Regions from separate parts of the Homo sapiens genome. Here region 1 is linked to region 2. The links are chromatin loops, found by intact Hi-C in ENCODE. Cell type or tissue: mammary epithelial cell. All regions are shown on one strand. Each heading gives the region's core, and the rest is flanking DNA. Links, peaks and the distances in the headings are about the cores only.

Region 1 (14,727 bases), core at 2,032-10,031, 270 kb before region 2:
TGAGTTAATTTCTGTATATAGTATAAGGTGAGGGTCCAGATTCATTCTTTTACATGTGGATATTCAGTACAAAAAACCTCCATGACAGGTTTACGTGTATAACAAGCCTGCACATCCTGCACATGTACTCCTGAACTTAAAATAAAAGTTAAAAACAAACAAACAAAAAACCCCACAAAAACCAAAAACCATTTATTCAGGAGACAATTTGTTCCCACATTGAATGATCTTGGCACCCTTGTGGAAATCAACTTACGATGGATGTTTAGATTTATTTTGACTCTCAATTCTGTTCCACTGGTCTATAGGCTTATCTTTAAGCTGGTATGAATGCATTTTGATTACTGTAGTTTTTTAAAGCAAGTTATGATATTAGGAAGCTGAGTTATCCAACTATCAGAGCATTCACTTTGTAATCTGGCATTTGTTAAGACCATGCCACCAGTTTCCTTTGCAGTTATGCCATGTTTTTAGAAATTAGATCCTACATATGGGTTTCAGCACTCAGCACTCTCTTCCCTGTGCTTGCAGGATGTGAGGGTTTCTTTAAATGCTATCATCAGGAACATCTAGTGTTCAAAGTGTGCCTTTAATTGGTAGTTGGTGAGCATGAATAAGTCCCTCTCCTTTTTTCATTCATTCATTCATTCTTTTTTTTTTTTTTTTTTAGATGGATTCTCGCTCTGTTGCCCAGGCTGGATTAAGTGGTGTGACCTTGACTCACTGCAACCTCCACCTCCTCCTGAGCTCAAGCGATTCTCCTGCTTCAGCCTCTTGAGTAGCTGGGACTACGGGCACCTGCCACCATGCCTGGCTAATTTCTGTATTATTATTTTTTTTTTTGAGACACAGTCTCACTCTGTCACTCAGGCTGGAGTGCAGTGGTGTGATCTTGGCTCACTGCAACCTCTGCCTCCTGGGTTCATGCCATTCTCCTCCCTCAGCCTCCCAAGTAGCTGGGACTACAAGCACCTGCCACCACACCCAGCTAATTTTTTGTATTTTTAATAGAGACAGGGTTTCACTGTGTTAGCCAGGATGGTCTCGATCTCCTGACCTCGTGATCCGCCCACCTCGGCCTCCCAAAGTGCTGGGATTACAGGCATGAGCCACTGCGCCCAGCCAATTTCTGTATTTTTAGTAGAAATAGGGTTTTGCCATGTTGATCAGGCTGGTCTTGAACTCCTGACCTCATGATCCACCAGCCTCAGCCTGGGATTACAGGCGTGAGCCACTGAGCCCAGCTCTTTCTTTCTTTTTGTAAAAATAATTCCAATGCAGTTAAAACCAAACCAAATACTTCCAGAATCCTATGATTCCCATTGTACCCCTACCATTCTAGTGCCACAGCTTCTGGAGTCCAGTGCTTCACCTTCTCTCAGCACTTCCTGCCAAGAACACACAGGCGACTATGCTTAGTCATTGTGAACTCGTAATTGTAATACCAAGCAATACTTAGTAATTGTGATACTTAGTATGCCATGGGTAATCACTACTTCACTTACCAGCAATGGATCTTTACAGTGATCTGCCCAATAAGAGATTTAGGTTCCCAGTATGAGGGTCCAGCTGCTTTCTATGACTTTTTCTGGCATAAGCTTGGTTTTCACCCTCACCCCGACCAAATAAGAAATGTTTCTTAGTACTCTCTGCCCAGAAGATGAAAGGAAGTATTTATCCATCTGCCCCCATCCCCAGTTGTTAAAAAGTCATCCTGTTGGCATTAAGTCTCCCACAACTTTGGTTTGCAAATGCATGGGTGCTGAGAGGATTTCTGCAAAAGTCCTATTCTACCATCTCAAAGAAGCCCAGTGCTGGAAAGAGGAAGGTACTGGAAAGATAGATACTAAGGAGAGGCACTGTCAGTGTGTACCTGCATGAAGCTAGTGAACAACTGTCTGGACCTGGTCACCTTAGCAATGGCTGGATGAAGAGGTGGGGCTGAGAGGATAACACGTGGTGCAAGAAATGCCTGATATACTGACCTCTTTTCAATTCCTCATACCACCAAGCTCATTTTCATTTTTGGAGCCTTATATATGACAAAAATTCAAAAAGCATCAAAAAATGTCATAACAAGGCAGGGAGAATGTTCTAGATTAAAAGAGACCAAAGAAGTATAGCACCAAAGTGCATGAAACCTGATTGGATAATGGATTTTAAAACAGCTATAAAGGACATGCTTTTGTACAATTGGGGAAATTAAAATAGTATCATAAATTAGAAGTTGATTCTTAGGTGGTGGCAGAGTAGAACTTCTATCAGTCTTGTGGATCTGAAGATACAAAAATTATAGGTTGTTGTCTGCCAAGTGGGAGAGAGAGTTAGGCTTTTAGTTGGAACCCTGAAAGAGATACACCCTAGAGCAGGGGTCCCCAACCCTCAAGCCATAGAGCAGTAACAATCCGTGGCCTGTTAGGAAAGAAGCCACAAAGCAGGAGGTGAGCAGTGGGTAAGCATTACTGCGTGAGTGGCCTCCTGTCAGATAAGCCCCAGCATTAGATTCTCATAGGAGCACGAATTAGAATTTTACAACCAGAATTCCACATTGTGGGTGCCACAGTGTATAGTTTTATCACAAATAGTAGCATAACTATAACAATTCCCACAAGAGTGGGATAGTAAAAAACATTTGTTTAAAACTTTACTTGTCAAGATATAACATTTCCCTTTGGGGATTTACGGAGTTCCAAGTGCAATTTCATTTATCATTAAAATTTTCTGCAATTATACATTAAAAAGAAGTTTTAATATTTGGTGGCAAATTTTGACAGGAAAGGGCAGAAATGACAACAAGTATATGTTGAGGTAAATGTGGGACTGAGTAAGATGGGTAGACCTTACTCAGTTACTTAATTTTTGTGATTTTTAGCTTAACATTTTCTGCTTTTCCACATGGACATTCTGGATGTTTCTCTGGACTGTTAGGGGTTGCTCCCCCAGCTTTTTAAGCTTTGACTTTAGTGTGATGTATTCAGGAGTTGATTCCTGTAAATTTTACTACTGAGAGGGTTGAAAGAAGAACAGTGGAGGGCCCTTCCCAGCTTGGCTTAGGGAAGGAGAGAGATGAGATTTTTCACTAATACTAAATTTCCTGGATTAAATAAAGATGGTTTTAGTTCCTGGACTTGGGCTTTCACTAGTTGTGTTAATGCCCTGAGACTTCCTTGCCTCTGTCTTAGCTGGCTGACCAGTTAATTTATTTCCTTTGCTTACCTTATTTATTTTCTTTTGATGTTCCCTACAATGCATCCTGCTATTTCTTGTGGAAGAAAAACTGAGGATAATAACCTATTAATTTCCTGGTGATATTTTATGGGAGATTCATTAGTGGTAAGAAAATGCCTTTCCTTTTAAATAGCAGCATGAGCATGGACAATTAGGAAAGCATACTTGGAGTTAGTAGAAATGTTAGCTATCTTTCTCTGGCTTAATTTAAGTGCTCTTGTAAGAGCTATTAGCTCAGCTAATTGAGTGCTTGTGTTTGGGGCAGTGACTACTGCTCATCCTGCCTTATGTACTTCTTGCTTTACTGGCTGTTTACTAGCTAAGAGCTCCCCTTAGAGGTCAGTGATCCTGCCACATTATGTGGGCTGTAAACAGTTGAATTATTTCCTAGGGTTAACTTGGAGGCTTTTTTGACTAGTAGAGCTATTATGACAATGACTTGGAAGCACGTGTAAATAGGTCTTTCTAACTACAGCTAAGGTTGAAAAAAATATTGGATTAGAGTTTTTCCCGAGATGCCCTTTACAGTTGTGCTATGAGAAGAGCGGAGGCCTGGATTAGAGAGGAGAAAAGAGAGAGACTGGCTCTAGTGCTTAGAAGGAGGTTTACTTTCCTTTTGTAAATTTCCAGAATCCTCTAGGACTCCTGTGCTCTATGGCAGTTTGAGTCACTGGAGCCAATGTTGGAGCCCTTGGACCCATCATTCCTGCTGGACCATCTGTGAGGCTGATTTTGAACCCAGTGACCTCTGCCTCTGGGGGTAGTTCTGTTTCCAGTGGTTTTTGCCACAGCCTGGATAGGGTTGAGTTTGCTTCATCTTGCTGCCTGGGCATTCCTTTTAAAAATGCTCTGGGCTGCCATGCCAATAGCAACTAGTGGATGTACCTTGGGGATTCTGGACTTTACAAGCTTGCAAAGCTGCTGCTGGAGCCTCTGTCCTTCTCTTGAGATTCCCCCGCTTTTGTTGGGACTCCTCCTTGTCCCTATTATAAAAGACCAAAGTCGCCACTTGCAGGAGGTTCTCTAAGGTGGTATTTTGTCCTAAGCTTGCTTTTTTAGTTTTAATATCAGGAGCTGCTTTTGTAATAAACTTCTCCTTCAAAATGAGCTGTTCCTCCATTGAATTAGGGGATAAGGAGATGTACTCTATTAGTGCCTCTCTTGGCCTTTCCATAAAGGCTACAGAATTATTATCTGGCTTTTGGTTCATTATAGACAGCTTAGAGTAACTGAGAGGTTTGGCCCTGGTTTCCTCTAGGCCTTTTATAGTGAGTATTAAAAAGTACTTCCTTTTCCTATCATTTCCTGAGCTATTGAAGTTTTAGTTAGGGTTGTTTATGAGAACCGCTTCCCTCCCATTTAGTAAAAATGCCATGTCCTTGTGCAAAAGAAAATAAATTGCTTTTCTCTTTACAGTTTTGAGATTAAGGAAGTTTCAGTGTTTCAGAGTGCACTCCAGAGGGGTGCAACCTAAAGATAATTTATTATCCATTTAGAAAAAGAAGAAAGAATACAAAGCATCTTCTTAGTCTCCTTCCTTTTGGTATGACCCAGAGTGGAGGAGCAGACAGGGAGCATCCTCTGATTACTTCCCCTCCCTGGTTTCTGGATCCCGGCACCATGTTAAATGTGCCACCCATGGCTGTAGGTGTGGTCCTCCAAGCCATAGAGCTGGATGAACTAAGTGATGGGGCTACCCGTGCTTACCCATGCAGTCTTAGCTTATCTGCCTTGTGTGATTTACCTTTGATTTCCTAAACATGTGCAGTTTGCCTGGCTCCCTGAAAACGGATCTCCGGGGAGACTGTGTCACCTCTGGGCAAGGCTCCTTTAATGGAGGCAATGTGCTAGATTGCCTGCTATTATGACCCGTGCTAATGCATTTACCCTTTAAAAAAAACTGTTCTGGTTAACTTCTAAACTTAATATCCCCTTACCAATTAAGTACTGTCTTAATTGGAGACAGAATAGGTGCCTTAAAAGAGTGTAGGAACCGAATGGCAGTTTTCCTACTGATGGGACAATATTGGGACTAAAATCTGGCTGTGGAAGACATCTTACTCCTAATGGTTGAAACCAGAGTTTCCCGTCCACAGAAGTAGCAGTAAAAAAGTGCAAAATGGAGAAATTGTGAAGCTGCAACGTACCACAGAGAACCAAGTGTCTCATGAAGAGGATTTTTATTTCCACCAGGTGGCGGTTTTGGCTTAGAAATACCATGTGCTCACCAGCGAAACCTTAGAGAGACAGACGTTTATTGAGTTACTGCCTGCCTTGATTCATGATCTTCTCTAACAGACCTGTTTCCCTGAACTGTAAAGATTCCTGCACATTAGACACAGTGAGAGAGACAGTAAGAGACCGCGGGTAGAGAGAGAAAGAAAGTTTGGTGGCAGGATAGCTGGAAGAGAGCCTAGAGATTAAAAGACAGATTTAAAGTTGAGATTTGCTCCATACTCACCAGTCTGATGAATGAATTCCCATTCCTGGCCAATGCACCTAAAAGATATGGCTCCGATGACTGGAGGGAACCAGGGTCCTTGGTCTCGTGCTGATAAGATTAACAACATGGACACATGTGGAGTGGTTTTAAGGGGTGAAAAGTTTCATAGGCAAGAAAGAAGGAAGGAAGAAAACAGCTCCCCCGTACAGAGACAGAGAGAGGGGGATTCGAACAAAAAACCCCCCATGCTCCCCACCCTGTGTCCAAGTGTTCTCATTGTTCAATTCCCACCTACGAGTGAGAACATGCGGTGTTTGGTTTTCTGTCCCTGCGATAGTTTGCTCAGAATGATGGGGGGAGGGAAAGCATTAAGAGAAATACCTAATGTAAATGACGAGTTAATGGGTGCAGCACACCAACATGGCACATGTATACATATGTAACAAACCTGCACGTTGTGCACATGTACCCTAGAACTTAAAGTATAATAATAAATAAAAACCTATCACACACACACACATAAAAACCATGTGTGGTGGAAAAGTGATTGCTTATATTGGGATGCTGGAGGAGGCGGCTTCTGGTTTCCATAGGGCCCAGGGGATTGGTTTGACCAGGTGTGTAATTTCTGTAGCCTGTGAAAAATCTGGCCCTCCCATCTTAGCCCTTTAATATGCAAATGCGGGTTGCCATGATGTTTCGAACACATGGTGTTATCTGAAAGTGGCCATGACACTTGGTACACCTGGTGACAAGGAAAAGATGGCAGGAATCACCACATTGAGTGAACCTCGTTTCTAATGACCCAGTATTTGCATATCAAAGCTTGCTCTCCTGGCCCTTCAAGCCACCTTTTCTGTTAGAAAAGAGATGGTTTGGGGGTTGTTTCTTATTACAGGAAAATTTCCACCAAGAACTTTTACCCTTACTATCTACCTAAAAATTATTTCTTAATAACTCCTGTATCACAAGGATGAGAAATAGTGTCCATGTAGGTCCTGAGAATAAAAAAAAAGAGCCTAATCCATGATATATAATACCTAAAAATGGCTTTGGAAGTGCATATTTTATTGTGGCCAATGTTTGACCTCTTTAAAAAGCTATAATATCATGACAGTGTGGTGCTGGCTTAAGGAGAGGCATAGAAATCAAAGGAGTAGAATAGAGAGCCTAGAAACACTCACAGAGGGTCACCTGAGAGTCCACAATGGGCTACGACCATCGCATTGGAAAAGGACAGACTTCTCAACACGTGATGCTGGGAAAACTGGACTTACACATACTGGTCCCTTAGCTTATAACATATACAATAGTGAACTCAAAATGTATCAATGAGTAAACGTAAGACCTTCAATGATAATGATAGGAGAAATGATAATGACAGGCAGATATCATCATGACATGAGATTGGGCAATGATTTCTTGATTATGGGCTGTAAATACAGACAAAGTGCACTTTATCTGTTTTTTCTTTTTTTTTTTTCTTATGTCATTTTCTTTTTTAAAAAATTATTATTATACTTTAAGTTTTAGGGTACATGTGCACAATGTGCAGGTTAGTTACATATGTATACATGTGCCATGCTGGTGTGCTGCACCCATTAACTCATCATTTAGCATTAGGTATATCTCCTAAAGCTATCCCTCCCCCCTTCCCCCACCCCACAACAGTCCCCAGAGTGTGATGTTCCCCTTCCTGTGTCCATGTGTTCTCATTGTTCAATTCCCACCTATGAGTGAGAATATGCAGTGTTTGGTTTTTTGTTCTTGCGATAGTTTACTGAGAATGATGATTTCCAATTTCATCCATGTCCCTACAAAGGACATGAACTCATCATTTTTTATGGCTGCATAGTACTCCATGGTGTATATGTGCCACATTTTCTTAATCCAGTCTATCAACGTTGGACATTTGGCTTGGTTACAAGTCTTTGCTATTGTGAATAGTGCCACAATAAACATACGTGTGCATGTGTCTTTATAGCAGCATGATTTATAGTCCTTTGGGTATATACCCAGTAATGGGATGGTTGGGTCAAATGGTATTTCTAGTTCTAGATCTCTGAGGAATTGCCACACTGACTTCCACAATGGTTGAACTAGTTTACAGTCCCACCAACAGTGTAAAAGTGTTCCTATTTCTCCACATCCTCTCCAGCACCTGTTGTTTCCTGACTTTTTAATGATTGCCATTCTAACTGGTATAAGATGGTATCTCATTGTGGTTTTGATTTGCATTTCTCTGATGGCCAGTGATGGTGAGCATTTTTTCATGTGTTTTTTGGCTGCATAAATGTCTTCTTTTGAGAAGTGTCTGTTCATGTCCTTTGCCCACTTTTTGATGGGGTTGTTTGTTTTTTTCTTGTAAATTTGTTGGAGTTCATTGTAGATTCTGGATATTAGCCCTTTGTCAGATGAGTAGGTTGCAAAAATTTTCTCCCATTTTGTAGGTTGCCTGTTCACTCTGACGGTAGTTTCTTTTGCTGTGCAGAAGCTCTTTAGTTTAATTAGATCCATTTGTCAATTTTGGCTTTTGTTGCCATTGCTTTTGGTGTTTTAGACATGAAGTCCTTGCCCATGCCTATGTCCTGAATGGTAATGCCTAGGTTTTCTTCTAGGGTTTTTATGGTTTTAGGTCTAACGTTTAAGTCTTTAATCCATCTTGAATTAATTTTTGTTTAAGGTGTAAGGAAGGGATCCAGTTTCAGCTTTCTACATATGGCTAGCCAATTTCCCCAGCACCATTTATTAAATAGGGAATCCTTTCCCCATTGCTTGTTTTTCTCAGGTTTGTCAAAGATCAGATAGTTGTAGATATGTGGCGTTATTTCTGAGGGCTCTGTTCTGTTCCATTGATCTATATCTCTGTTTTGGTACCAGTATTATGCTGTTTTGGTACCAGTATTATGCTGTTTTGGTTACTGTAGCCTTGTAGTATAGTTTGAAGTCAGGTAGCATGATGCCTTCAGCTTTATTCTTTTGGCTTAGGATTGACTTGGCGATGCGGGCTCTCTTTTGGTTCCATATGAACTTGAAAGTAGTTTTTTCCAATTCTGTGAAGAAAGTCATTGGTAGCTTGATGGGGATGGCATTGAATCTGTAAATTACCTTGGGCAGTATGGCCATTTTCACGATATTGATTCTTCCTACCCATGAGCATGGAATGTTCTTCCATTTGTTTGTATCCTCTTTTATTTCATTGAGCAGTGGTTTGTAGTTCTCCTTGAAGAGGTCCTTCACGTCCCTTGTAAGTTGGATTCCTAGGTATTTTATTCTCTTTGAAGCAATCATGAATGGGAGTTCACTCATGATTTGGCTCTCTGTTTGTCTGTTATTGGTGTATAAGAATGCTTGTGATTTTTGTACATTGATTTTGTATCCTGAGACTTTGCTGAAGTTGCTTATCAGCTTAAGGAGATTTTGGGCTGAGACAATGGGGTTTTCTAGATATACTATCATGTCATCTGCAAAGAGGGACAATTTGACTTCCTCTTTTCCTAATTGAATACCCTTTATTTCCTTCTCCTGCCTAATTGCCCTGGCCAGAACTTCCAACACTATGTTGAATAGGAGTGGTGAGAGAGGGCATCCCTGTCTTGTGCCAGTTTTCAAAGGGAATGCTTTCAGTTTTTGCCCATTCAGTATGATATTGGCTGTGGGTTTGTCATAGATAGCTCTTATTACTTTGAGATACATCCCATCAATACCTAATTTATTGAGAGTTTTTAGCATGAAGGGTTGTTGAATTTTGTCAAAGGCCTTTTCTGCTTCTATTGAGATAATCATGTGGTTTTAGTCTTTGGTTCTGTTTATATGCTGGATTACATTTATTGATTTGCATATATTGAACCAGCCTTACATCCCAGGGATGAAGCCCACTTGATCATGGTGGATAAGCTTTTTGATGTGCTGCTGGATTCGGTTTGTCAGTATTTTATTGAGGATTTTTGCATCAATGTTCATCAAGGATATTGGTCTAAAATTCTCTTTTTTGGTTGTGTCTCTGCCAGGCTTTGGTATCAGGATGATGCTGGCCTCATAAAATGAGTTTGGGAGGATTCCCTCTTTTTCTATTGATTGGAATAATTTCAGAAGGAATGGTACCAGTTCCTCCTTGTACCTCTGGTAGAATTCAGCTGTGAATCCATCTGGTCCTGGACTTTTTTTGGTTGGTAAGCTATTGATTATTGCCTCAATTTCAGAGCCTGTTATTGGTCTATACAGAGATTCAACTTCTTCCTGTTTTAGTCTTGGGAGGGTGTATGTGTCGAGGAATTTATCCATTTCTTCTAGATTTTCTAGTTCATTTGAGTAGAGGTGTTTGTAGTATTCTCTGATGGCAGTTTGTATTTCTATGGGATCGGTGGTGATATCTCCTTTATCATTTTTTATTGCGTCTATTTGATTCTTCTCTCTTTTCTTCTTTATTAGTCTTGCTAGCGGTCTATCAATTTTGTTGATCCTTTCAAAAAACCAGCTCCTGGAAGAATGCTCATTTTTATAAGATAATCCAAATTATTTTCCAAAGTGGTTGTTCTAATTTAAACTCTCACCTCCTGTATTAATTCGAGATGATCTTGTTGATCCACAGTCTCTCCATATTTGTTGATATGGTTTGGCTGTATCCCCAACCAAACCTCAGCTTGAATTCTATCTCCCAGAATTCCCACATGTTGTGGGAGGGACCCAGGGTGAGGTCACTGAATCATGGGGGCCAGTCTTTCCTGTGCTATTCTCATGATAGTGAATAAGTCTCATGAGATCTGATGGGTTTATCAGGGGTTTCTGCTTTGGCTTCCTCCTCATTTTCTCTTGCTGCTGCCATATAAGAAGTGCCTTTTGCCTCCTGCCGTGACTCTGAAGCCTCCCACACCATGTGGAACCGTAAATCCAATTAAACCCCTTTTTCTTCTCAGACTTGAATTTGTCTTTATCAGCAGTGTGAAAATGGACTAATACAGTAATATGGTACCAGTGAAGTGGGGTGCTGCTGAAAAGATACCCAAAAATGTGGAAGCGACTTTGAAACTTGGTAACAGGCAGAGGTTGGAACAGTTTGGAGGACTCAGAAGAAGACTGGAAAATGTGGGAAAATTTGGAACCTCATAGAGACTTGTTGAATGGCATTGACAAAATGCTGATAGTGTTATGAACAATAAGGTCCAGGCTAAGGTGGTCTCAGACGGAGATGAGGAACTTGTTGGGAACAGGAGCAAAGGTGACTCTCATTATGTTTTAGCAAAAAGAGTGGCAGCATTTTGCCCCTGCCCTAGAGATCTGTGGAACACTGAACTTGAGAGAGATGATTCAGGGTATCTGGTGGAAGAAATTTCTAAGCAGTAAAGTATTCAAGAGGAGACTCAGATGATGTTAAAGACATTCAGTTTTATAAAGGAAGCAGAGCATACAAGTTTGGAAAATTTGCAGCCTGACAATGTGATAGAAAAGAAAATGCCATTTTCTGAGGATAAATTCAAGCTGCCTGAAGAAATTCACATAAGTAGTGAGAAGCTGAATGTTAATCCCCAAGACAATGGGGAAAGTGTCTACAGGGCATGTCAGAGATCATCACAGCAGCCCCTCCCATCACAGGCCCAGAGGCCTACAAGGAAAAAATGGTTTTGTGGGCCGGGCCCAGGATCACTGTGCTGTGTGTAGCCTAGGGCCTTGGTGCTCTGTGTTTCAGCCACTCCAGCCATGGCTGAAAGGGGCCAACATAGAACTCAGGCCATGGCTTTGAGAGTGCAAGCACCAAGCCTTGGCAGCTTCCACCTGGTGTTGAGCCTGCAACTGCACAGAAGTCAAGAATTGAGATTTGGAAACCTCCACCTAGATTTCAGAGGATGTATGAAAACGCCTGGATGTCCAAGCAGAAGTTTGCTACAGGGGTGGGGCTCTCATGGAGAACCTCTGCTAGGGCCATGTGGAAGGGAAATGTGGAAGGATCAGAGCCCCTACACAGAGTCCCTACTGGAGCACTTCCTAGTGGAGCTGTGAGAAGAGGGACACTGTCCTCCAGACCCCAGATACCTTGCACCATGAGCCTGGAAAAGCTTCAGACACTCAACATCAGCCCATGAAAACAGCCAGGAGGTGGGCTATACCCTGCAAAGCTACAGGGGCAGAACTACACAAGGCCATGGGAGTCCACCTCTTGCATCAGCATGACCTTGATGTGAAACATGGAGTCAAAGGAGATCATTTTGGGGCTTTAAAATTTGACTACCTGGCTGGATTTAGGACTTGCATGGGGCCTGTAACCCCTTTGTTTTGGCCAATTTCTCCCATTTGGAACAGCTGTATTTACTCAATTACCTGTACCCCCATTGTATCTAGGAAGTAACTAGCTTGCTTTGGATTTTACAGGCTCATAGGCAGAAGAGACTTGCCTTTTATCAGATGAGACTTTGGACAGCAGACATTTGGGTTAATGCTGAAATGAGTTAAGACTTTGGGGGACTGTTGGGAAGGCATGATAGGTTTTGAAATGTGAGGACATGAGATTTGGAGGGGCCAGGAGCAGATTAATATGGTTTGGCTATGTACCTACCCACATCTCAGCTTCAATTGTATCTCTCAGAATTCCCATGTGTTAAGGGAGGGACCCAGGGGGAGGTAGTTGAATCCCTTGGGCTGGTCTTTCCCATGCTATTCTTGTTATAGTGAATAAGTCTCACAGGATCTGATGGGTTTATCAGGGGTTTCGTCTTTTGCTTCCTTCTCATATTCTCTTGCCACTGCCATGTAAGAAGTGCCTTTCATCCACTGCTATGACTCTGAGGCCTCCTTGGCCATGTGGAACCATAAATCCATTAAGCCTCTTTTTCTTCCCAGTCTCAGTTATGTCTTTATCAGCAGCGTGAATGTCGACTAATACATTTGGTATTGTCAAACTTCTTAATATTTGTGGAGCGAATAGATATGTAGTATCTTGTGCATTTTCTTGATTACTAATGAGGATGAGAAAATTTTTATGTTTTGGGGGCATTCTCTTTTGTGAAATCCCTATTAATGTCTTTTCCCAATTTTCTTTTGGGATGCTATTTTTAAAATTAATTCATAGGAACTCCTTATACTTTGTTGATTTGATATTAATCTTTCATAGGTTTTAGGTACTGCAAATATCTTCTTCTAGTTTATAGTTTATCTTTTCACTTTTTTACTTTTATTTTTTAATTTTTACTTTTTTTTTGAGACAGAGTCTCACTCTGCCATTCAGGCTGGAGTGCAGTGGCTCACTGTAACCTCCACCTCCCGGGTTCAGAAGATTCTCGTGCATCAGCTTCCCAAGTAGCTGGGATTGCTAGTGTCTGCCACCAATGCCTGGCTAATTTCTTATATTTTCAGTGGAGACAGGGTTTCACCATGTTGGCCAGCCTGGTGTCAAACTCCTGACCTCAGGTGATCTACTGTTGGGATTACAGGCTTGAGACACCATGCCCAGCTTATCTTTTCACTTTTTGATGTAAAAAGTTCTCAATTTTGTGATAGTCAAAACATCTAATCTTTTTTAATGGTTAAATGGCTTTTTGTGTCTCATTCACTTACATTTTCTACTAAAAGTTTTAAAGTTTTGTTTCTGACACATAAGTCTTTGGTCCATCTGGAATTTAATGTTTGTATATAGAGCGAAGAAGGAATATAATTTCATTTTGTTTCCTATATCAGTAACCATTATTTTTCTTTCCTATGTATTGAAAAGTCCTTTCTTTCTTTGCTGATCTGCCATGTCACCTGCATCACATATCAAATATTAAATTTGTGGAGATTTGTTTGGGAGCTCTCTATTCTGTTTCATTGGTCAGTTTATCAATGAAGACCACACTATCTTAATTGCTGTAGCTTTATAAAACTTCTGATATTTGGCAGGAGAAATCTTTCCTTTTCTTTAATAATGTCTTTGACATTCTTGGCCCCTTCCCTTTTCCACATATATATGTATGTATATGTATGTATATATATACATACATATATATGTGTATATATACATACATATATATGTGTATATATACATACATATATATGTGTATATATACATACATATATATGTGTATATATACATACATATATATGTATGTATGTGTGTGTGTGTGTGTATGTGTATATATATATATATATATATATATATATATATATAGAGAGAGAGAGAGAGAGAGAGAGAGAGAGAGAGAGAGAGAGAGTCTCACTTTGTTTCCCAGGCTAGAGTACAGTGGTGCAATTGTAGCTCACTGCAGACTTGAACTCTTGGGCTCAAGAGCTCCTCCTACCTCAGCCGCCCAAGTAACTAGGACTCTAAGGCATGCACCACCACATCCAGCTGATTTTTTAAAAAATTATTATTTTTTGTAACGATGGGGATCTTGCTATGCTGCCTAGGCTGGTCTCAAACTTTTGACCTCAAGCAATCCTCCCACCTCAGGCTCCCAAAGTGCTGGGATTACAAGTGTGAGCCACCACACATGGCTCCAATTTCCATATTTTAAGACCATATTTTAAAAGCTGCTCAAGCCTGCTTTTTTCTCTTGATGCTACTTGCAAATCCCTTACTTAGCTGTGGAAATACTGTTAGTGAAGAAAATCTAAAGAGTCGAAAAATGAAATATTCTTTCTTTTCTTCCAATTGCAAAAGGGCAGACACCCTCCTGCATCATAAAGCTAGTTTTGATAAATTGGTGAACTGAGAGCATACACAGTATTATTAATTCTGTTCTAATTTCTACTCCACTGTGGAGTCTCTTGCATAGTCTTAAAAGATTATTGCTATGAAATATTCTTATACATTTAACCCATAACCTCTACAATTCTGCAGTTGTAGTTGGTTGTCTTACCTGATAATCAGTTGCTTTGCTTCATAATATTTAAATTGCCATCTCTATTTTCCAAAAGGCATAAATACTACTATAGATTTTTTAGTTAAGCCAGAAGAAAGTTCACTTTATTTACTAACATAACTTATATGTAAAGGTTTAATAAATCTCCATGCTTCTTTTCTTTTGCATCATGACAGCCACTGAAAATAATATTTCTATAGCAGCTGGGGATAAATAGACAATGAC
Region 2 (9,264 bases), core at 1,265-9,264:
GGATGCTTTGCTCGCAGAAGGACTGGTCCTCCACCTCCCCAAACCCACAGACCTGGGGGACCCAGGAGCCAAGGCCTCAGTCCCTCCTCCCTCGCAGTAACCCAGGGCCCTGGGTCCCCAGCCCCTCCTCCCTCAGACCCAGGACTCCAGGCCCCCAGCACCCCCCTCCCTCGGATCCAGGGGTCCAGGCCCCCAGCCCCTCCTCCCTCGGAACCAGGGGTCCAGGCCCCCAGCTCCTCCTCCCTCAGATCCAGGGGTCCAGGCCCCTAACTCCTCCTCCTTCAGACCCGGGAGACTCCCAACCCCCCCTCCCTCAGACCCAGGGGTCCAGGCCTCCAGCCCCTCCTCCCTCAGATCCTCAGGTCCCCCGAGACCCCAGCCCCTCCTCCCTCAGACCCAGGGGTCCAGGCCCCCATCTCCTCCTCCCTCAGATCCAGCGGTTCAGGCCCCTAACTCCTCCTCCCTCAGACCCGGGAGACCCCCAGCCTGTCCTCGATCAGATCCAGGAGACCAGGCCCTCAGCCCTCCCCTCAGATCTCGGGCGTCCCAGGCCAGAAGGAAGTTCATGGCAGGACTCCTCCCTGCTCCCTACGTAGCCAGCGGGAAAATCCGCGGCCCCAGCGGCGGCCGGGAATCCCCTCTGGAATGACGGTGGGGAAGGGGATGGCCGGGGTCCCCCCGCGGGGCGCTGGGGCCAGTCCTGGGCGGGCGGGGAAAGAAGGAAAGGGGCGGAAACCAGAGAGGCTAAAAATACAGCCAACACTTCCGGCCTAGGGGGAGGGGAGGGGAGAGCAGAGTTTCCAGAAAAACAAGCGGGGACGGGAAACGCGGGGGTGTGAGAGCTGGCCGAGTGCGCGGGCGAGCTGGGGATCGTGTACCCGCGGCACGTGTGCTCGCGCCGTGTGTGCGCCTGGCGCGATTGCCTGGGCCTGAGCGGGCGTGGCCAAGGGCGGCGCTGGCCGTGTGTACCCTGGCCTGCGACTGCGTGGGCGGCGGGCCTGGGCTAGCCGTCATGTGTACCCGGTTGTGTGAACAGTATGTGTGCTTGCGGGTGCAAAGGTGTGCGCCTTGGCATCTGGGGCTGCGAGAGCCTGTGTGCCTGGGTATGCAGTGGGGGAACGTGAGGGACACGAGTGTGCCCAGTTTCCTGTGAGAAGGCTGTGTGCATACAATCCCGCATGACTTGGCTGTGTGAATCAATGTGTGAAACCGCCTGTGTGATCGACTGTACCGTGTGTACTTTGGCCATCTCTGGGTGTGGGGTGGATGCTCTGTTGTAACTGTACTGCAATTTGTCTCTGAGGCGGCATTCTTAAGAACATGAGATTTTCATCCCCACCTGCATATCTGTGCGTAGCTCTGAGCCACTGTGGGATCTGCAGTGACTAAGTGTGTGTAACTCCGCGCAGGTGCCTGGGTGAGGGAATGACTGCCCTCCCCTGTGACTGAGGCTGTGTGCACACACAACTTTGTGTGTGTGTGTTGCTTTGAGACAGGGTCTCGCTCTGTTGCCCAGGCTGGAGTGCAGCCTCGACCTCCCAGGCTGAATCGATCCTTCCACTTCAGCCTCCCAGGTAGTTGGGACTAAAGGCACGTGCCACCACACCCGGCACACACATTTGAAGCTGTGTCAGCATCTGTGACTCTGCAGCTGTGGCCGTGTGCAAGGCCTTTGTGGCTCAGTGTGTGTAGTCCCTGGGTGTGTGAAGTGTTCACATATGTCCACGTCCTTTGTCGTGGGTGTCTGAGACTGCATGTGCAGACCACAGCAGGCCGGCGTCTGAATGCAGTTCCTGTGGCCCGAGTCACAAGGCAGAGAAACCGATGAACTTTGGTTTCTGACGTCTACAGCCTGCGTGATGGGGAGAGTAGCTGGCGAGCTCCCCCCTCCATGTCACTGTTCTTGTGTCGGCCTCTGTGGGCAGAGCAGACGTGCAGACATGAGTACCTGAGAAGCTGGGGCAGCGCCGATGAGGCTGCTTCTGATAGTGCTGGGCTAAGGACAGGGCTGAGTCAGCCTGTGATGGGCAAAGTCTGCGATGGGGTGAGAGATAGCTTATCTGGTAAAGTGGTGGTTAGAGGGTTGTTTGTGTATTCATGTGGCTGGGTTGCTCCCTGAAAGTATGTTTGTGGGACTGTCAATGGGATGGGGTCCCTGGGGGCACCATGATTGTAGGATGGTGGGTTAGCTCTGCAGTGGGGCAGACATGCTGTGTGCTGGAGTCCCCACGGTCTGTTTTGTGGTGGCTGTGCACCTCACGTACACCCCGTCCCTGGAGCATGCAGTGTGCACCAGACTGTGTAGTCTCCCTCTGGGTTTAGTTACCTAGCAAACCCAAGTCCTCACCAAGGCCCTCTGTGACCTGTCTGGATTTCCTCTCCTATCCCTGCTCCCTCATTGTGCCCAAGCCTCCTTTTTATGTGTTCCATAAATCCCAGCACATTCCTGTCCCAGGTCCCTGGCACTTGCAGTTCCCTCTGTCTGGAGCACTCTTGCCTGGATGTGTGGATGTCCCCAAGCTCATTCCCTCTCCTTCGGGGCTGCTCTAATATCGCCTTCTCAGTGAGGCCTTCCTTGACCTCTGTCAAGGATTAAAACAAAAATTAAAAGGCCCACTGCAGTGGCTCGTGCCTGTGCCTGTAATCCCAGCACTTTGGGAGACCGAGGCGGGCAGATCACTTGAGGTCAGAAGCTCAAGACCAGCCTGGCCAACATGGTGAAACCCCGTCTCTACTAAAAATACAAAAATTAGCCAGGTGTGGTGATGCACGCCTGTAATCCCAGCTAGTTGGGAGGCTGAGGCAGCAGAATCACGTGAACCCAGGAGGCGGAGGTTGCAGTGAGCCGAGATGGCGTCACTGCACTCCAGCCTGGGCGACAGAGTGAGACTGGTCTCAAACATATATAAACAAGAATAAGAAAACCCTTGTCATCTATTTAATAATAAATACATGGAACATATATAAACCATAATGAATGCTCACGAAACCACAATCCAACTTAAGTTCTCAAACTTTTAATGTTTTTCAATAAAGTAACACGATTCTCCATATGCAGATGTTACATTTCATGTGTTAGATTTGCTAAGTATGATTTAATTATACATTTCCATTTTTTGATCTTCAACTTAATTACACTTAAAAAATGAGTATTTTGCTGGTGTAAACACCTCCACTTCTTTTTTTAAAAAAACAGGGTCTCCATGAACCAAGCTGGAGTGCAGTGGTGCGATCACAGCTCACTGCAGCTTCAACCTCTCAAGCTCAAGGCATCCTCCCACCTCTCAGCCTCCGAGTACCTGGGAACCTGGGCACGCACCACCACACCTGGCTAATTTTTGAATTTTTTGCAGATAAGGGCTTTTGCTATGTTGCTCGGACTGGTCTTGAATTCCTGGGCTCAAGCCATCTGCCTGCCTGCACCTCCCAAAGTGATGGGATTACAGGCCTGGGCCACTGTGCCTGGCCCCAACATCTCCACTTCTGATCTCATTTTTCTGTTTTCTCACCATCTGATATATTTTACTTTTGTCACATTTACTGTCTCTCACTAGAACATCAGCTCCACAAATACAGGCCTTGGGCACAAGATACCCAATGTGTTTGCTGAGTGCAACTCAGTGGTGCCCACCTCCGCCCTGTGCCTGATAGATGTGTATCCATCACCCCACCACCCACTGAGTGCCTCTGTGGGCTCCCTGGGTGTGGTTTTAAGCATTGGTAGGCCCTGTATCATGGGTGCTGGGCTATCAGGCCCCCCCACCTGTGTGTGATGTTGTGTTGACACCACCTGGGAGGGCCGACAGTCCCTCAGTCTTGTGTGTGCGCTCATGGACCGACATCTCCACCACTGCTGGTGGGCTCTGTTGGGGAAAGGGTTAGTTGTCTTCAGTTGTATGCAAGATAACTGCATCATGTTGGGTGGGACTATGACTATGTTATCGTACTTATTTGGAGATTAAGTGTGGTTAAGGAGATGTGTGAGGGTGCCCAGATGACAAGGACTAGATGGTCAGTTTTTTATTTTTTTTGAGACAGAGTCTTGCCCTGTCGCCCAGGCTGGAGTGCAATAGTGTGATCTTGGCTCACTGCAACCTCTGCCTCCCAGGTTCAAACGATTCTCCTGCCTCAGCCTCCCGAGTAGCTGGGACTACAGGTGTGTGCCACCACACCCGGCTAATTTTTTGTATTTTTAGTAGAGTCGGGGTTTCACCGTGTTGGCCAGGCTGGTCTCGAACTCCTGACCTTGTGATCCGCCCGCCTCGGGCTCCCAAAGTGTTGGGATTACAGGCGTGAGCCACCGCCCCCGGCCCGATGGTCAGTTTTATGTGTCAACTTGGACGGGCTACAGTCCCAGTTATTCAAACACTCATCTAGCTGTCGCCATGGAAGTGTTTTGTAGATGTGATTAAAGTCCATAATCAGTTGACTTTAGATAAGGGAGATTATCCTACAAAATCGGGGGATTGGGTAAAAAACTGATTCAATTAGATAAATGGGCAAAACTGAGGCTCCCCTGAAGGAGAAATTCCTCCTAGGGACAGCGCTTCAGCCTTCCTTCTTGCCCTACATGCTCGGGCACTTCAAGGAAGAATAAGGGGAGGAATTTCCTGGGACACACAGCTGGCCATTTCCCAGTTTTCCAGTGTGGGGACTTGGGCTCAGCGTGAATCACAGAGGTATCCATGGTCCTAGGGTTTCCTTGCAGACGTGGGGTCCAGGACAGGAGGCCATGGAGTGCGAATGTGGGAACCATGGCACAGAAGATACTGGGTGGGGCAGTTCTCCAACCAGGCTGAGTCACTTGAGGCTTTCACACCCCAACATCTGAGCCTGGGCTGGTAGCTCCGCCCTGCACTTGCTCAGGCCTGAAGGCTGAGGCTGAGCTTCCTGAAGCTTCCAGGGAAGCAGGGAGTCTGAGGGGGCACTCCCTCCTTGAAGCCCCCTCCCCAGTGCCTGCTTCCCGGAGCTGGGGCTCAGGCGCCTGGGTTCTTCCCCAGGACTGATGATTCACCCCGGCTGGGGCCTTTTCACTTCTCCTTTGGGGCTAAAAATACTGGGACCCAGGCATCCAGCTGGGCCAGCCTTGCCACAAATTGCACAACGCCCCTCACTCAAGTTCCGCTGACGCAGGCTTGGGTGGGGGCCTGAGTTGCTCCCTGCTCAGACCTGTGGAGCTCAGAGCCTGGGCCCCTCCACTGCTCCTCTCCTAGGCCAAGGACCCTGGGGTCTGGGCTGACATGCGAGCCGCTGGGGGACTCTGGGCTTGGCTGTGGCCCCTGGAAATGAAGTCCCTTCCCTTAGCCCCAGATAACCCAGGGGTGCTGGCCCCCTGCATAGACACAGAGTCCCAGTTAGGAGCTGGGGATAGAAGACAGCTAAAGGGGACTAAGAGAGAGAGGTCAGAGTGAGAGAAATAGGACCATGGGGAGAAACACATTAACAGGAACAGAGAAACAAGGGAAAAAGAGACAGGATGAGAGAGACACAACTGTAATAGAGACACAGAGGAGTGGCACACAGAGACCACCTCCCAGCTGGAGACAGTCAGGAAGGACTGAGGGAGAGGGGACAGCCAGGGCTCCACACCCAGGCAAGAATGGGGGAGGGCCTGTGGAACAGAGAAGTCATCAACACACACAGTTCAAAGTCTACCCTAGGCTAGGAGGGGGAGCAGGAAGAAGGGGCAGGGACGCAGGGGCCCGGCCTGCGAGCTCCCTGTTGGCCTCTGCTGCCCCCTGCTGGCTCCCGCTGCGGTGCTCAGGCAGGAAGAGAGGAGGCTGCTGTGTTTAGGCCCAGGACGCTCTTCATTCCCTTTGCACACCACCCACCAACCACTGCCTGCCCCACTCCCTGTCCCCCACTTCACAGAGTGCCCCCAGGGCCAGCAGGTGGTGCGGGTGTCTTGCCCGTGACCTTGTTGGCACAGTCCAGCAGGGCGGTGTGAATGTCCTTGGCACAGGAAATCTGGGCTTTGATGACCGCCAGGTACTGTGGGTAGGGGAGGCTGTCAGGCTGCACTGCGTCGGGCTTGGTGGCTGTGGGCACCAACGTTGGAGAGTGCTTGGCACTGTCACAACTCTGTGACAGGCACTCATGCGCCAGGCGCTGTGGACAGGCAGGCAAGGGGACAGCATCAGCTCCACCCGAGGTCATTCTACCCCACCCCAAGGGCCAGCTGGGGGTTGTCGGCTTGGCCTCTGGATTTCCCAGGTCTTAGAGTCAGAGGTTGGCCCTGCCAGTCATTTGCTGGGGAACCTGGGGGCATGGCGGCTACTCTTCTCTGAGCCTCAGTTTCCTCCTTTGGAAAACGGGTTTAATAACCACCTCTTCCTACCTCATAAGGTGAGAACAGTGAGAGCAGGTGTATGAGACACAGGCACGGGTCCTGGCACACTGTTTAAAGTGCCAAGAACTGTTAGCTACTATCATTGTTACTGCCCTGGCTCCAGGCCTGGTGTTGGCAGTGGCATCTCACCCCTGGTTTTCTGCCTGCTTCTCTGGCTGCTCTAGGTACTACTTTCTTTTTTTTTTTTGAGATGGAGTTTCGGTTTTGTTGCCCAGGCTGGAGTGCAATGGCACGATCTCAGCTCACTGCAACCTCCGCCTCCCAGGTTCAAGTGATTCTCCTGCCTCAGCCTCCCGAGTAGCTGGGATTACAGGCACCCGCCACCACACCCGGCTAATTTTTTTTTTATTTTTAGTAGAGACAAGGTTTCACCACATTGGCCATGCTGGTCTCAAACTCATGACCTCAGGTGACCGACCCGCCTCAGCCTCCCAAAGTGCTGGAATTACAGGCATGAGCCACCGCGCCCAGGCTTTTTTTTTTTTCTTTTGAGGTGGAATCTCGCTCTGTTGCCCAGGCTGGAGTGCAGTAGCACGATCTTGGCTCACTGCAACCTCTGCCTCCTGGGTTCAAGTGATTCTTCTGCCTCAGCCTCCAGAGGAGCTGGCACTTCAGGTGCATGCCACCAAGCCTGGCTAATTTTTGTATTTTTAGTAGAGACGGGATTTCACCATATTGGCCAGGCTGGTCTCGAACTCCTAACCTCGTGATCTACCCGCCTTGGCATCCCAAAGTGTTGGGATTACAGGCATGAGCCACTTGTGCCCGGCCCCTTTTTTTTTGGAGACAGTCTCGCTCTGTTACCCAGGCTGGAGTGCAGTGGCGCCATCTTGGTTCACTGCAACCTCCACCTCCCGGGTTCAAGAGATTCTCTTGTCTCATCCAAGTAGCTGGGATTTCAGGTGCACGCCACCATGCCTGGCTAATTTTTGTATTTTTAGTAGAGACAGGGTTTTGCCATGTTGGCCAGGCTGGTCTTGAACTCCTGACCTTGTGATCTGCCCGCCTCAGGCTCCCAAAATGCTGGAGTTACAGGCACAAGCCACCGCGCCTGACCAGCTCTAGGTACTTCTTACACTACCTAAGACGTAAGTGCAGCCATTCCTAGGCCCTGTCTTCTCTCACTGTTCAAGCCCTCCCAGGGCTGTCACACCCACGCACACCACTCAGTTTCCACCTCTGCACTAATGGCGCCCACACTGTCGCTGGCCTCCCCCTGACATTTGTAGGGCCCTTGTACTCCCCAAAACTGCTTCTCCTAGGTCCCTGTTTCGGGGACAGTCCTCCTTTTTTTTTTTTGAGACGGAGTCTCGCTCTGTCACCCAGGCTGGAGTGCAGTGGTGCGATCTCGGCTCACTGCAAGCTCTGCCTCCCGGGTTCATGCCATTCTCCTGCCTCAGCCTCCCTAGTAGCTGGGACTGCAGGCGCCTGCCACCACGCCCGGCTAATTTTTGTATTTTTAGTAGAGACGGGGTTTCATCGTGTTAGCCAGGATGGTCTCGATCTCCTGACCTTGTGATCCGCCTGCCTCGGCCTCCCAAAGTGCTGGGATTACAGGCATGAATCACCGGGCCCAGTGACAGTCCTCCATTATAAACCAGAGTCCTGGGCCTCATCCTAGAAACTTTATCTCCTTCCAGCACACCGGTCCTGTGGCCCATATACAAAGCCCTGCACACGAAGCCTCTCAAGTTCCCCCAGTCTTCCCCATTTCCTCACGACCCCGCCCTGGTGGAGCCCAGTCCAGGCGTCCTTGGATCCTGCCATGGCTGCGCCCTTGGGCTCCTGCCTCCAGGGTTCAACCTCCCCTCATTTGTCAGCCAGAGGTATATTCCTAAAAAGCAGATAGGTCCATATTCTTCCCTGCTTGAAACCCTCCATGCTTCCCCAGTGCCCTTAGGATTATATTCAAAATCCAACAAGCCCTATGCCTACCACACCTCAGCCAGAATGAATTACTTGATGTTCCTAAAACAAATTTAAAGCAAATGTTATTCCCTCTGTTTGGAACATGGTTCTGACACTACCAAGCTTCTCAACCTCCCACTTTTCCTTCAAAACCCAGGCCAGGCCCGGCACAGCGGTCTGTAATCCCAGCGCTTGGGAGGCTGAGGTGGGTGAATTGCTTGACCCCAGGAGTTCAAGACTGGCCTGAGCAACATGGCAAAACCCCGTCTCTACAAAAAATACAAAAATTAGCCAGGCATGGCAGTGCATGCCTGTAGTCCCAGCTACTTTGAGGTGGGAGGATCACTTCAGCCCAGGAAGTAGAGGCTGCAGTGAGCCGAGACTGTGCCACTGCAGTCCAGCCCGGGCGACACAGTGAGACTCTGACTTGGAGGAAAAAAAAAAAAAGCCGGGTGTGGTAGCTCACGCCTGTAATCCCAGCACTTTGGGAGGGTGAGGTGGGTGGATCACAAGGTCAAGAGATCAAGACCATCCTGGCCAACATGGTGAAACCCCATCTCTACTAAAAATACAAAAATTTGCTGGGCGTGGTGGTGCGTGCCTGTAGTCCCAGCTACTCAGGAGGCTGAGGCAAGAGAATCGCTTGAACCTGGGAGGCCAAGGTTGCAGTGAGCTGAAGTCGCGCCACTGTACTCTAGCCTGGCGACAGAGTGAGACTCTGTCTCAAAAAAAAAAAAAAAAAAAAAAAAAAGGCCGGGTGCAGTGGCTCATGCTTGTAATCCTAGCACTTTAGGAGACTGAGGCGGGTGGATCACTTGAGGCCAGGAGTTCAAGACCAGCCTGGCCAAAATGGTGAAACCCCATCTCTACTAAAAATACAAAAATTAGCCAGGCGTGGTATGCCTATAGTCCCAGTTACTTGGGAGGCTGAGGCACCAGAATCGCTTGAAACTGGGAGGAGGAGATTGCAGTGAGCCTAGATCGTGCCACTGCACTCCAGCCTGGGT

Evidence for each region. A loop is a pair of places that touch in the nucleus more often than their neighbours do. Peaks named below come from ENCODE experiments on the same cell type or tissue, not always from the same donor. Only the 100,000 strongest peaks of a DNase experiment are listed, where the experiment ranks them.
Region 1: a loop joins it to region 2, with 8 times the contacts of the local background. A loop is called at or near these places in 3 of 110 quality-filtered maps.

Annotation. Positions count from the first base shown.
Region 1 is chr19:39,662,870-39,677,596 of GRCh38, reverse strand. No RefSeq gene overlaps it. Among named protein-coding and RNA genes, the nearest start is that of LGALS16, 14 kb to the right of the region's middle. In mammary epithelial cell, for the core only: CTCF peaks have their summits at 3,552 and 5,413 (motif pointing right); no DNase peak of the experiment used is centred there.
Region 2 is chr19:39,394,301-39,403,564 of GRCh38, reverse strand. MED29 (mediator complex subunit 29) reads right to left here. Exons shown (of 4, transcript NM_017592.4): 4 at 2,924-6,108. The coding sequence ends at 5,866. Among named protein-coding and RNA genes, the nearest start is that of MED29, 7.6 kb to the right of the region's middle. RefSeq lists enhancers at 1-262, 1,523-1,742, 5,195-5,244. In mammary epithelial cell, for the core only: a CTCF peak has its summit at 5,734 (motif pointing left); DNase peaks (open chromatin) are centred at 1,314, 4,824 and 5,724; H3K27ac peaks cover 2,910 bases.